2 separate regions of the Mus musculus genome follow, and region 2 is linked to region 1. The links are chromatin loops, found by intact Hi-C in ENCODE. Cell type or tissue: heart. All regions are shown on one strand. Links, peaks and the distances in the headings refer to the core of each region. The heading gives the core; the rest is flanking DNA. Region 1 overlaps Cep152 (centrosomal protein 152). Region 2 overlaps Fbn1 (fibrillin 1).

Region 1 (5,381 bases), core at 266-5,265:
AAAACTTTAACCCAGATATCGTTATTTCTTTCTTAGATAGATTTTCTCCTTTGGAGAGATTATATTTTACACAGTTCTAGATGCTCAGCTCTCGTGCTCCCTGATAACATTTTGTATTAATTCTTACAATTAATGAACCAATAAATTTACATTATCGCTCATGTCTGAGGTCTCCCTGACTGTCTTTAGTTTTTACCTAATGTTTATGACTTTAACATACATATTAGCCACTAGGAAAGTGTTGTTTAGAAACGTATGTGACTGTTTTCAATGAAGAAAAAAAGAGAGGCTTTTATTGAGAGTTTCCCACTTGCATGGAATGTATTGTGACCCTGTTTGTCTCCCGGACTCTTCCTTTAGTGCTTCCTAGCTCTACTCCAACTTGATGTCCTGTGTTGTGTGTGTGTACACGAGTGTGTTTGTTTTAAATATTGAGTCCCATTTGTATTGGCAATCTATTCAAGGGTGTAGGGCTGTCCACTGAAGCATGGGCCTACCAGCATCCATGCCCTTAAAGAAAACTGACTCTTCCCCCAGCAGCCAGCAGCTCCTTAGCTGAGAGTGGGGACCTCAGAAGCACCCAGTATTCTCCCTGCTGTAATGGTGACTCATTTGATCCTGAGCAAGTCTTTTCTTTTTTTCCTTTATAATATACTTATCTTTTTTTTGTTGTTGTTGAGAATTTCACATATGCATACAAAGTATTTTGATTGTATGAATCCTCACTCCTTCCCTATCTCTTTCCTGATCTACCCTTACTTCATATCCACCTAACTTTCCGCCTTTTTTCTTTTTTCTTATTCTTTTCTTATATGTCATGTCTGCAGTTTACCCTCCCCCCCCCCCCAAGTCTCTTACTCTACCTCTCCTCTCTCCTAGGTATCCCCCTCCCCCTTCTCTCAGAAAAGACCAGGCCTCCCAGGGATGCCAGCCAAGCATGGTATAACAAGCCACAATAAGACCAGGCACATACCATCACATCAAGACTAGACCAGGCAACTCAGTAACAGAAGGGTCCCACAGTCAGAGACAGCTGTGGCTCCCACTGTTAGGAATCCCACAAGAGCAGCAAACTACTTAGCCATAACATATATGAAGAGGATCTAGGTCAGACTCCTGCAGGCTCCCTGATCTCTGCAAGGCCCTTTGGGTCCTGATCAGTTGATTCTGTGAGCCATGTTCTTGCAGTGTTTCTGACCCTTCTAGTTCCTTCAATCCTTCCTCCCACTCCGCAGGACCCCCCCCCCCCCCAATTCTGCCTAATGTTTGGCTATGGGACAGCATCTGCTCACATCAGTTGCTAGATGGAGTCTCTCTGGTCTCTCTGATGATAATGCTAGGCTCCACTCCTAAGATACTCTGCAGGCAGGACAAACTGTAGGTCGAAGGCTTTGTGGCTGGGTTGTGCAGGTCTTTTCAGGCAGCCATAGCTGCTAAGAGTTTATAAGGGCAGAGGTCTTATCATATCACACACACACACACACACACACACACACACACACACTAATAAAATGACTTTAAAAAAATTAGAATCTTATTCTAAGCCTTAAGTTTATTGAAACTAGAGTTGAGTTTCGAGACTGGGACCCAGCTCAGCAGGAGAGCACCTGGGTAGCATGCACAGGCCACTAGGTCCAGTGCTTACTACTGCAGAGAAAGGCAATGGACAAGGAGAGAGGAGAACGCGGAGTCTAGAGAAGCTTGGTTTTGTTTCAGTTTTCTGGAGGTTGCCGGGGTCCACCCAGGCTCTTGGGTCGGTCAGCTGGAAGAGAGAAGAGCAGTTGCTGGTTAGGATAGCTGATGTTGCTACTTTTTTCTTCCTAATATCTGTATCACCTTGCTCAATATTAGTATGACACATACCAAAAATCACAAGTGTGAGCTGTGTCAGGCAGAAAGACCAAGGGGGAGCATGCCACCAAGGGGAGCATGCCACCAAGGGGAGCATGCCACCAAGGGGAGCATGCCACCAAGGGGGAACATGCCATGTGTGGGGGGGTGAGCTTGCTTTTGCAAAGGTGATATCCTTGTGTATGACCGAGTTCTAACTTATTTATTTTTGTTTTATGTGTATTAGTGTTCTGCCTGTATGTTTGTATGTGCTTTGTATGAGTGTCTGGTGACCTTGGTGGCCAGAAGAGGGCATCAGATCCCCTGGAGCTACTGATGGTTGTGAGCCCCCTCGTGGGTACTGAGAATTGAATCCAGGCCTTCCGAAAGAGCAGCACATGCTCTTCATTACCAAGTTATCTCTCCAATCCCCAAGTTCCAAACCCTTTAGCAGCGTTTAGCTCAGTGTTAGAATGCTTGCCTAGCGTGTATGAAGCATAGGAAACAAAGAAACAAAATGTTCAGAAAGAAAGTTCAAAATGCTGTGACTGTAAGGGATAGAAACCATGACCACATGTGGCTAGGGCTTTATGGGTCTTTGATTTGTTTCTTGCTTTTATGCTAAACGGGCAGTTTCCCCATCAGGGTCACACAGCAGGAGTCCCCAGATGAAGACCCTTCGAAGGATGAGCTTATCCTGAAGCTGAAAACGCAAGTCCAGCGCTTGCTGACTAGCAACTCCGTGAAGCGACATCTGGTGTCTCAGCTGCAGAGCGATCTCAGAGAGTGCCGGGAGACAATGGAAGCTTTCCAGCAATCCAAGGATGGTGACAGCGGCATGGAGGTGAGACCCTGCAACCTGTACACGTAAGAAGCCCCCTTGAGACATGCGCCTTATAGATGGAAGTTACGTTTTTGGTTTCTTAGGGTTTATTTGACTCTTAGATGTAAAGCTTACAGGAAAAAAAGCCACCTGATAGATAGGCTGTTTATTGGCTTGTTTTAGGCACCTAGTAAATGAGATGCCAGTTAGGCTAAATTCTTTGTTCACAAATGAAAGGAGGACTTTGTAGAGGGGATGCGCCTTTTGTCAGGCACCTCCTGTGAGGCCCCTTAGCAGCTCTGCTCCTGAGCGCGTTCTGTTCTGTTCTGTTCTTACAACGGTTGGTCTCTGAGGAAATGAGGTAGAGAGCACTGGTCGATACTTACTTCTGAGATGTGTCTTTTAGATTTAGTGATGGTTTTACTCTGTAATCCTGGCTAGCCTTCAGGTTGTAATCTTCCGGCCCTGAGCACTGAGATTGTGGGAGTGTGCTTCCATGCCGGTGTCTGATATCCACCTCAGTGCTCTTTAGCTGACATCTTCGAGGAAAATGAAGGTAGGGGAGTCTGTGGCGCTCTGAGGTTTCACATTTCCTACATTTCTTAGGAAATGAAGTTACACTTCATGACTGATAGGGGTCAGAGTTACTGCTGGAAGCTCCTGCAGTCAGAGCTTGAGAGCAGCCTTTTTCTTCCTCATTTTGACAAACTGAACATTTGTACTGTCAAGAAAAATAATGCAGAAATGAATTGATAATTAAGAAAAGAAAGCGGAAGTTTGAAAGGCATGCAGGGAGTGTAATCCGTTTCTCCAGAAGGAAGGAAGGAAGTTTTAATCTGACTGCTGCTTTTTTATCCCCTGGTTCTTATGTGAGAGTCCTGTTCATTAACAAATCCTGTCAAAATATGTGAGATGTTCTGAGGGACCAATTTTTTGTGATATTAAAAGAAAACTTGGTTACACCCATGACATTTGTGCCACATGTGGGCATCTATCTCTTGGCATATGAATCAGTATCTTAGTTCCCAGCGTTCCCAGCTGAGTGAGACTGTTGACTTCCTCTCACCCCCATACCCCCACCTCCGACCCCCCAGCATTCTGCATAGCATCTTCTGGTAGTGTAGAAGCTAGAAGGTTGGTTTGTTTTTATTAAACATTCTAATTTGGACTGTATTATATAATGAGTGATCGACTTTCAAATACTGCGTGGACTCTTCTTTCCCAGATCTTTATAATAGAACTTGGAATTAGTCTGTAAAGTTAGAAAGCATGTTTGGGATGCCTTGGGAGGTCTATGGAGAGAGAGAGAGAATGGTTATTCATTTTTGTTTTTGAAAAGATGCGTAAGATTTTGTGGGATTTACTGGTAATAGAACTATGAGGCATACATGAATATTTAAAAGTTTGATTATGTGGAGCCACATATAACTGTAGTACTTTGGAGCATCATCTACATTTAAACATTTGTTTCTATTAAAAATTAAGCTGGCTGTGGTGGTACACACCTTTAATCCCAGCGCTTGAGAGGCAGAGACAGGTTTCTGCCAAGAGGCAGAAACTGAGTTTCAGGCCAGCTTGCTCCAGAACTACATAGTGAGACGCTGTCTCAAACAAAACAAACAATCAAAGCACATTGTTTTGTGGTATTTCCAGGCTACTACATGGTAGAGATCAGGAGACTGCTCATATACTGCGTTAGGCAGTGTTTGGGTGTAGATCAGATATGCCTTTCATTCCAGTTGACCAACTGGGTGGTTAAGGAAGATTGTAGTGCCATTGCATACACTAGCAAGATTTTACTGAAAGGACCCAGATAGAGCTGTCTCGAGTGAGGCTATGCCAGTGCCTGACAAATACAGATGTGGATGCTCACCATCATCTATAGGATAGAACACAGGGCCCCCAATGGAGGAGCTAGAGAAAGTACCCAAGGAGCTAAAGGGATCTGCAACCCTATAGGTGGAACAACATTATGAACTAACCAGTACCCCGGAGCTCTTGTTTCTAGCTGCATATGCATCAAAAGATGGCCTAGTCGGCCATCACTGCAAAGAGAGGCCCATTGGACTTGCAAACTTTATATGCCCCAGTACAGGGGAACGCCAGGGCCAAAAAGTGGGAGTGGGTGGGTAGGGGAGTTGGGGGGGTGGGTATGGGGGACTTTTGGGATAGCATTGGAAATGTAAATGAGGAAGATACCTAATAAAAAATTAAAAAAAGAAAAAAGAAAGATTGGAGTGGGGTTAGAGAGGTGGCTCAGCGGCCAAGGATGTGCAGCTGCTTTTGCAGAGGATCTGAGTTTGGTTCCCAGCACTCTTGTTGGGCAGCTTCATGGACTATGGTGCCCTCCTGTGGACACACACACACACACACACACACACACACACACACACACATACTGTGTGTGTGTCTATTATAGACTATGTAAAGATCTTAGGAAAACTATACTGACCCCCAACAGTCAGAGTCCATATACTGAATTCTTTTTAAACATAAAACACAGAAAGCTTTTTGTGTCTGATCCCTAGTAAATTTCTTTTGTATGTGTTTGTGTGGTTGTGTACATTTGTCAGTGTGCTGAAAATAAGTGCCTGTTGAGGGATCAGCCATAATATACAACATATCTACGCCACCCTCAACAAGAAGCAACCGAAGAAAGTGTAATTTTACCTCCTGGTAAAGGGTTTGGCTTATTGTGGTGGGGAAGGAAGCAGAGAAAGATGGCTGC
Region 2 (5,381 bases), core at 101-5,100, 230 kb after region 1:
CTTTCCATTTCCATATGCTCAATAGAAACATTACTTCTTGTCTGATTATTCTCATATTTTAAGCAATATATATGCATATTATATACATATATAATATGAACATATAAGCACATATATAAAAATATATTGTCTATTAAAGTATATTCACTCTGTGGTTGGAGTAATTTTACATGGCCTTCTCCTCCTAGTACTGGATTACAGATGTATACTATCATATTGAGGATGCTTTCTATTTGTTTAATTTCTTAAAGCAGAAAGATTAGTCCTTTTGATTCTAATGCTACAAATCATTTACAGAAGTAAAGATAACTAATTTTCAGAGAATCCAAGAAGTGAATTAAATAGCATCCAAAAGCTTGGGGCTTTGTAGACACTTAGTTTGGACAAGAAAAATAAGCTCCTGTGTAGGGTAAGCCAATGGAACAAGAGTCTTGCCTCTTTGGTGGACTTGATATACCATTAGGAATTTAAAGGCCTGACCTAAATGGCATTGGCTGCGAGGGACAAGCTCTTTCTAACATTCCCGTTTGTTCTTTCTAGATATTAATGAGTGTGTGCTGAACAGTCTACTTTGTGACAATGGACAATGTCGAAACACACCTGGAAGTTTTGTCTGCACCTGCCCCAAAGGATTTGTGTACAAACCTGACCTAAAAACCTGTGAAGGTATTTGTGCTTTTTTGTTCTCCCACCACACACCCCACTCTCTGGGAAAGCCATTAGACCACCATAGAAGTAAGTTAGAATCTATGTTAGATGATCAAGCCAGTTCTGTTGAGATTCTCTGCTTCTAAATGACACTGTACAAACTCTAGCCACAGATGGCACTTACTTGCATTTAGCATTTTGCCCCTTCATCCGTGGTGGTTTCAGGGTGTTCATTTCTATTTGACTCTAGCTGGCATTTTCACTTGCCATCACTTAATAGATGAAGAAAGTGTTGTGCATGTATAATTTGAGTCTATAATTTTATCCAGATTTTTCTGAATACAAAGACTCACTCATGTGCCAGCTTCTATAATAAAGAAATATGCTCAATAAGTATTTTGACATCCCTTCTAGTTTGGCAAAACCTGTTTAGGCCAGCTTTACTATCTAATGAAGGCCAAAGTCGAGGTATGCATTTTATGCTTAAGACCAACTTTCAGTAGTAATGGGGATCTGGTTTTGTTTCAGACATTGATGAATGTGAATCGAGTCCTTGCATTAATGGAGTCTGCAAGAACAGCCCTGGCTCCTTCATTTGTGAATGTTCTCCTGAAAGTACTCTGGACCCAACAAAAACCATCTGCATAGGTATCTATCCTTCTGAGAATGATTTTTCAGTGTTTATCAATAATACAGTTGTCTTGCATTTAACAGTTGCTTTGACTGCCACAGAAGTTCAGATATAAGAGATTAAATGATTATTATTCCCTGTTTCATAATGCCACTCTAGCCATAATTCTAGTGTATACAATGAGTTTTTTATAAGATTCTGTTAAATGTCTGTCACCCCCTCTTTCTGCAGAAACCATCAAGGGCACTTGCTGGCAGACTGTCATCGACGGGCGCTGTGAGATCAACATCAACGGAGCCACCTTGAAGTCCGAGTGCTGCTCCTCCCTTGGTGCTGCGTGGGGGAGCCCGTGCACCATCTGTCAACTTGGTAAGAGAACCGGTGCATGGCTCTGCAGCCATTTCATTGGTCAGTCCACTGACTTAGGTCCATGTGGAAAAATTTAAAGATGACCTTGATAAAAAAAAAATCCCTGAATAGGAAACCAACAAAATATCAAGGACATCTATTTTCTGTTATTCTGGTCAGGGTACCATTTTCTCTTCCTATGTGGTCATGTGATTAGCTTGTGGTGCTTCCCCTGAAGCACCAGTTCCTGCAGGCTGGGCTTCGCTAGCAGAGAACTCTCATTGGTTCTCTGCTTTTATCTCTGCGGTCCTGTGCTTATTCGTGGCAGCAAAGTCCAACCGCTGTCCCAAGCCCTCCCTCCAATTGCTTCGATTTGTCATGACTGAGAGTTCTAGATAGATGCCGTTAATACTGTTTTGTTTCTCCACAGATCCCATTTGTGGTAAAGGGTTCTCAAGAATTAAAGGCACGCAATGTGAAGGTATTTCTTATTACTTCTAAACCGTGCGTCTTTGTGTGTATGAAGAGTGTTTGTGTTAACGTGGCCTCAATAAAGGAGTAAAGGAGCTTCCCTGTGAGGGATATGATGCCGAGGAAAACATTACGCAGAGCCACAGAACAGAACCGAGGTTAAATGCGCAAGCCGCCTTCAGTGTTAGATCACTAAGGGCCAGAGGACAGTGTGGCTGGATAAGCTTCAGAACAACTGTGCATCTTTGGAGTGGCCACGTTTGCAAAAGGCTATCTGCAAATCAGGAGCAAAAAATGCAAGACATTTCTTTCTTTTTGCAAAGACTGTAAAGTTTGCATTCGTGGCTAGAACCCCACCCCTTTTATTATGGTTGCTTGTTTATTTGTCTCACATTCCTGGGTGACTTAGAGGGGTGAACTCAATTGCCTCTGTTTTCAAGGTCCATGTGGACCCTCTCCAGTTCACTGAGGTTCTTTCTCATGGAGTCCTGAGTAGATATAGGTCACGGTGACTAACATAGCCTGACATGACACAGCAGCTGAAGTATTTTCAAAAACAACAGTCCCATATGTGGGATAAAATGGAAGGTTTTTTTTTTTCCTGTTAAAACAAAGAGGAATCCTACAACCCCCACCCAAGGGCTCGCTTTCCAAATGATGACTGAATCCCTTGGCTTTTTTCTGGTTCAGACCAGCCGTTCATAACTTATCTGAGCTTAACAGCACATTTTGGTTTACAAATGGCCAAGGAAAAACTCAGAGGAACAACCCCCTCCAAAAGTAGGTTAGACTCCATTTCTGTTTAGTTTTCTTTCAAGAAAACATTGAGACTTTTTCTCAACACTCTTGGCTTAGAGAGAGACCTCTTTAAAATAGACGTGTGTGTGTGTGTGTGTGTGTGTGTGTGTGTGTGTGTGTGTGTGTGTGTGTCTGTGTGTCTGTGTGTCTGTGTGTCTGTGTGTGTGTTAACTAAGGCTCTCAAGGCTCCCTCCTTTTGGCATTTAGATTGCCTTTCTTTGAATTAATTCAATGTTGTCTGTTTTTCCAAATTAAGTGCAGAGAACACATTGCCCCATGAGGCAAACTGGGAAGGCTCAGTAGGCTGGGGCAGCACTGGTGGATGACAAATGGATGGTCATGCATGTTGGCGCTCCCTCACCCAACCGACCACATGGGCTCAGTACGCCTTCACTGGCCCACATGTCCCACAGCAGGATTTGAGTTTCATACACTCAAGTGCAAGACTTTCCCTCTTTTATAATTTTTGTCTATGTCTAGTCATCTTGTCTCCTAATGCTAGCTATAACTCTCAGACCCTTACTTACCAGAGCTGTCCCCCAAGCCCTTGGCCTCTGTCTCTACAACTCAAATACAATTCCCAAGGACCAGTGAAAAGACTCCTGGCTTTAGTAAACACACCCACTGCTTGCCATTAAGACACACCAGACGATAATATGAACTGTTGTTAATATGTTGTTAATATGAACTGTTGGAGGCAAGCTAGGGTTTTGAACTTATCCGGTTCAGAAAAGGCCCTTTCTTTTGTAAGAATCATTGTGAATCTATGAGTCGGATAAGCCAGGATTAACTTAGACAGATATACCGACTTAATGCTTCCTTCCTTTTCTTTCTTAGATATCAATGAGTGTGAAGTGTTCCCGGGAGTATGCAAGAACGGCCTGTGTGTCAACTCCAGGGGTTCATTCAAGTGCGAGTGTCCCAATGGAATGACTTTGGATGCTACAGGAAGAATCTGTCTTGGTAAAGATAAATAAAATTCAGTTAGATATTTGGACACAGGCACACACACACACACACACACACGTGCACATACATGTGCACACATGCCCCTGCAGATTCAGCTCATCTGCTAGGATCTAGGGTGGTTTTCTTGACAAACTGTCTTCCTAACTCTGCTAAGGAAAGGCTTTCTTCTGAGCTAGTCGTTTCATTCCTCAGCTCAGTGCCATCCCAGTTGCTACTGTGCTGCTGCCCATATGCCCTGGGCTGTAGGATACAGGCTGAGTTGCAGAGGGAAGAATATTTGCATGTTATGGGGAGCTGTACCCCATTTCTATTAGCCTTGATCTATAACTGACAGATAGACCCTTATAGGAAACCCCCATTGATGTCAGGAGCAGAAATCTTCCTAGGAAAGGGAGTTGGGGGTGGGGAAAGCTAGGAAATAGGGATATATATCATCTCTACCAGTTGTATGGGAATCTTCGTGCCAACTGCTAGAACCCAGGGGACAGGACACATCCAGTCATCTAGTCATCCCATCCCAGTGACATGGAAGAGACTTGAAGTCCTCAGAAGGATGCCCCATGACTCTTAGCTGTTGTATCTGTCTGACTCCTAGTATTATGACTGTCAGTGTCTTGATGCTTAGCCTTTGACTCTATAAATGATGTCACATATAGTACATCTTTGATGCTGAATCAGACTGAATAATATCCCTGATGAAGACTACTTTATGTACTTATAAGGCTGTCAATACAGCTGAGGAAATTTGATCATTTACAAATGAGAACCAACCTTCAGACATAGAATTTGGAAGTGTTTACAATATGGAACAGAAGGGAAGTTCAGAGCTCTGAGTCTTTGGTATTTAAGGATATCAGCAAATCCAAACCCAAATCTTTATTTATTTATGAGGGACCTTGTTTAGAAGCATCCCTCTAGAGTCTCGACTGAAAGACGGAGTTTACCTTAAATTACCTGCCTCAGTCTGTGAAACTTGGACATAGAGCAATTCAAATGCTACAGAGAGATCTTTTTTAAAAAAAGACACTGGGTAACTTGAACACTTAAGTAAATAGTCACAGCCACATTGTGAAGGCAAATGGGAAGAAAAACACACGTGAATGATACTTTGCAGTTCTTGAGTACATAATCTTAGCAGAGCATCGAGATGCTTCCTGAGACATGGGCATTCAGCAAGCGTGAAGATTTGGGATCAGGCATAATGATTTTGCTAAGAAACAGTAAGTTGAAGAATAGTCCCAGAACCCAGGCCTTCTGTCCCCTGGTCTGCCAGCCTCCTTCACAGTAGCTTAAAATTGGGGCAGGGATTAGGCGTGCACACACACACATTGAAGTAAAACATCTTAGAAGAATGGATGACTTTCGTTTGCCATTTCCTCTTTTATCTTAACAAGGGAAGCCCTCTTTCCAGATTAGTGGTCTGCCTCTCCAGAAATGTAGTAAGTCCAAGGCCATGTTTGAGCAATAGGTACATTCCAGCAACAGAGTGAGTTTGCTCCTAGGAAGGAGATGCCAA

What was found. Hi-C counts contacts between places; a loop is a spot of excess contacts. Peaks named below come from ENCODE experiments on the same cell type or tissue, not always from the same donor. Only the 100,000 strongest peaks of a DNase experiment are listed, where the experiment ranks them.
Region 2: a loop joins it to region 1, with 2.4 times the contacts of the local background. A loop is called at or near these places in 2 of 42 quality-filtered maps.

What each region holds. Positions count from the first base shown.
Region 1 is chr2:125,592,166-125,597,546 of GRCm38, reverse strand. Cep152 (centrosomal protein 152) reads left to right here. Exons shown (of 28, transcript NM_001081091.1): 13 at 2,476-2,674. Among named protein-coding and RNA genes, the nearest start is that of Cep152, 30 kb to the left of the region's middle. In heart, for the core only: CTCF peaks have their summits at 2,142 (motif pointing right) and 3,297; no DNase peak of the experiment used is centred there.
Region 2 is chr2:125,366,061-125,371,441 of GRCm38, reverse strand. Fbn1 (fibrillin 1) reads left to right here. Exons shown (of 66, transcript NM_007993.2): 20 at 541-666; 21 at 1,177-1,296; 22 at 1,511-1,648; 23 at 2,058-2,108; 24 at 3,734-3,859. Among named protein-coding and RNA genes, the nearest start is that of Dut, 120 kb to the right of the region's middle. In heart, for the core only: no CTCF peak of the experiment used is centred there; a DNase peak (open chromatin) is centred at 2,741.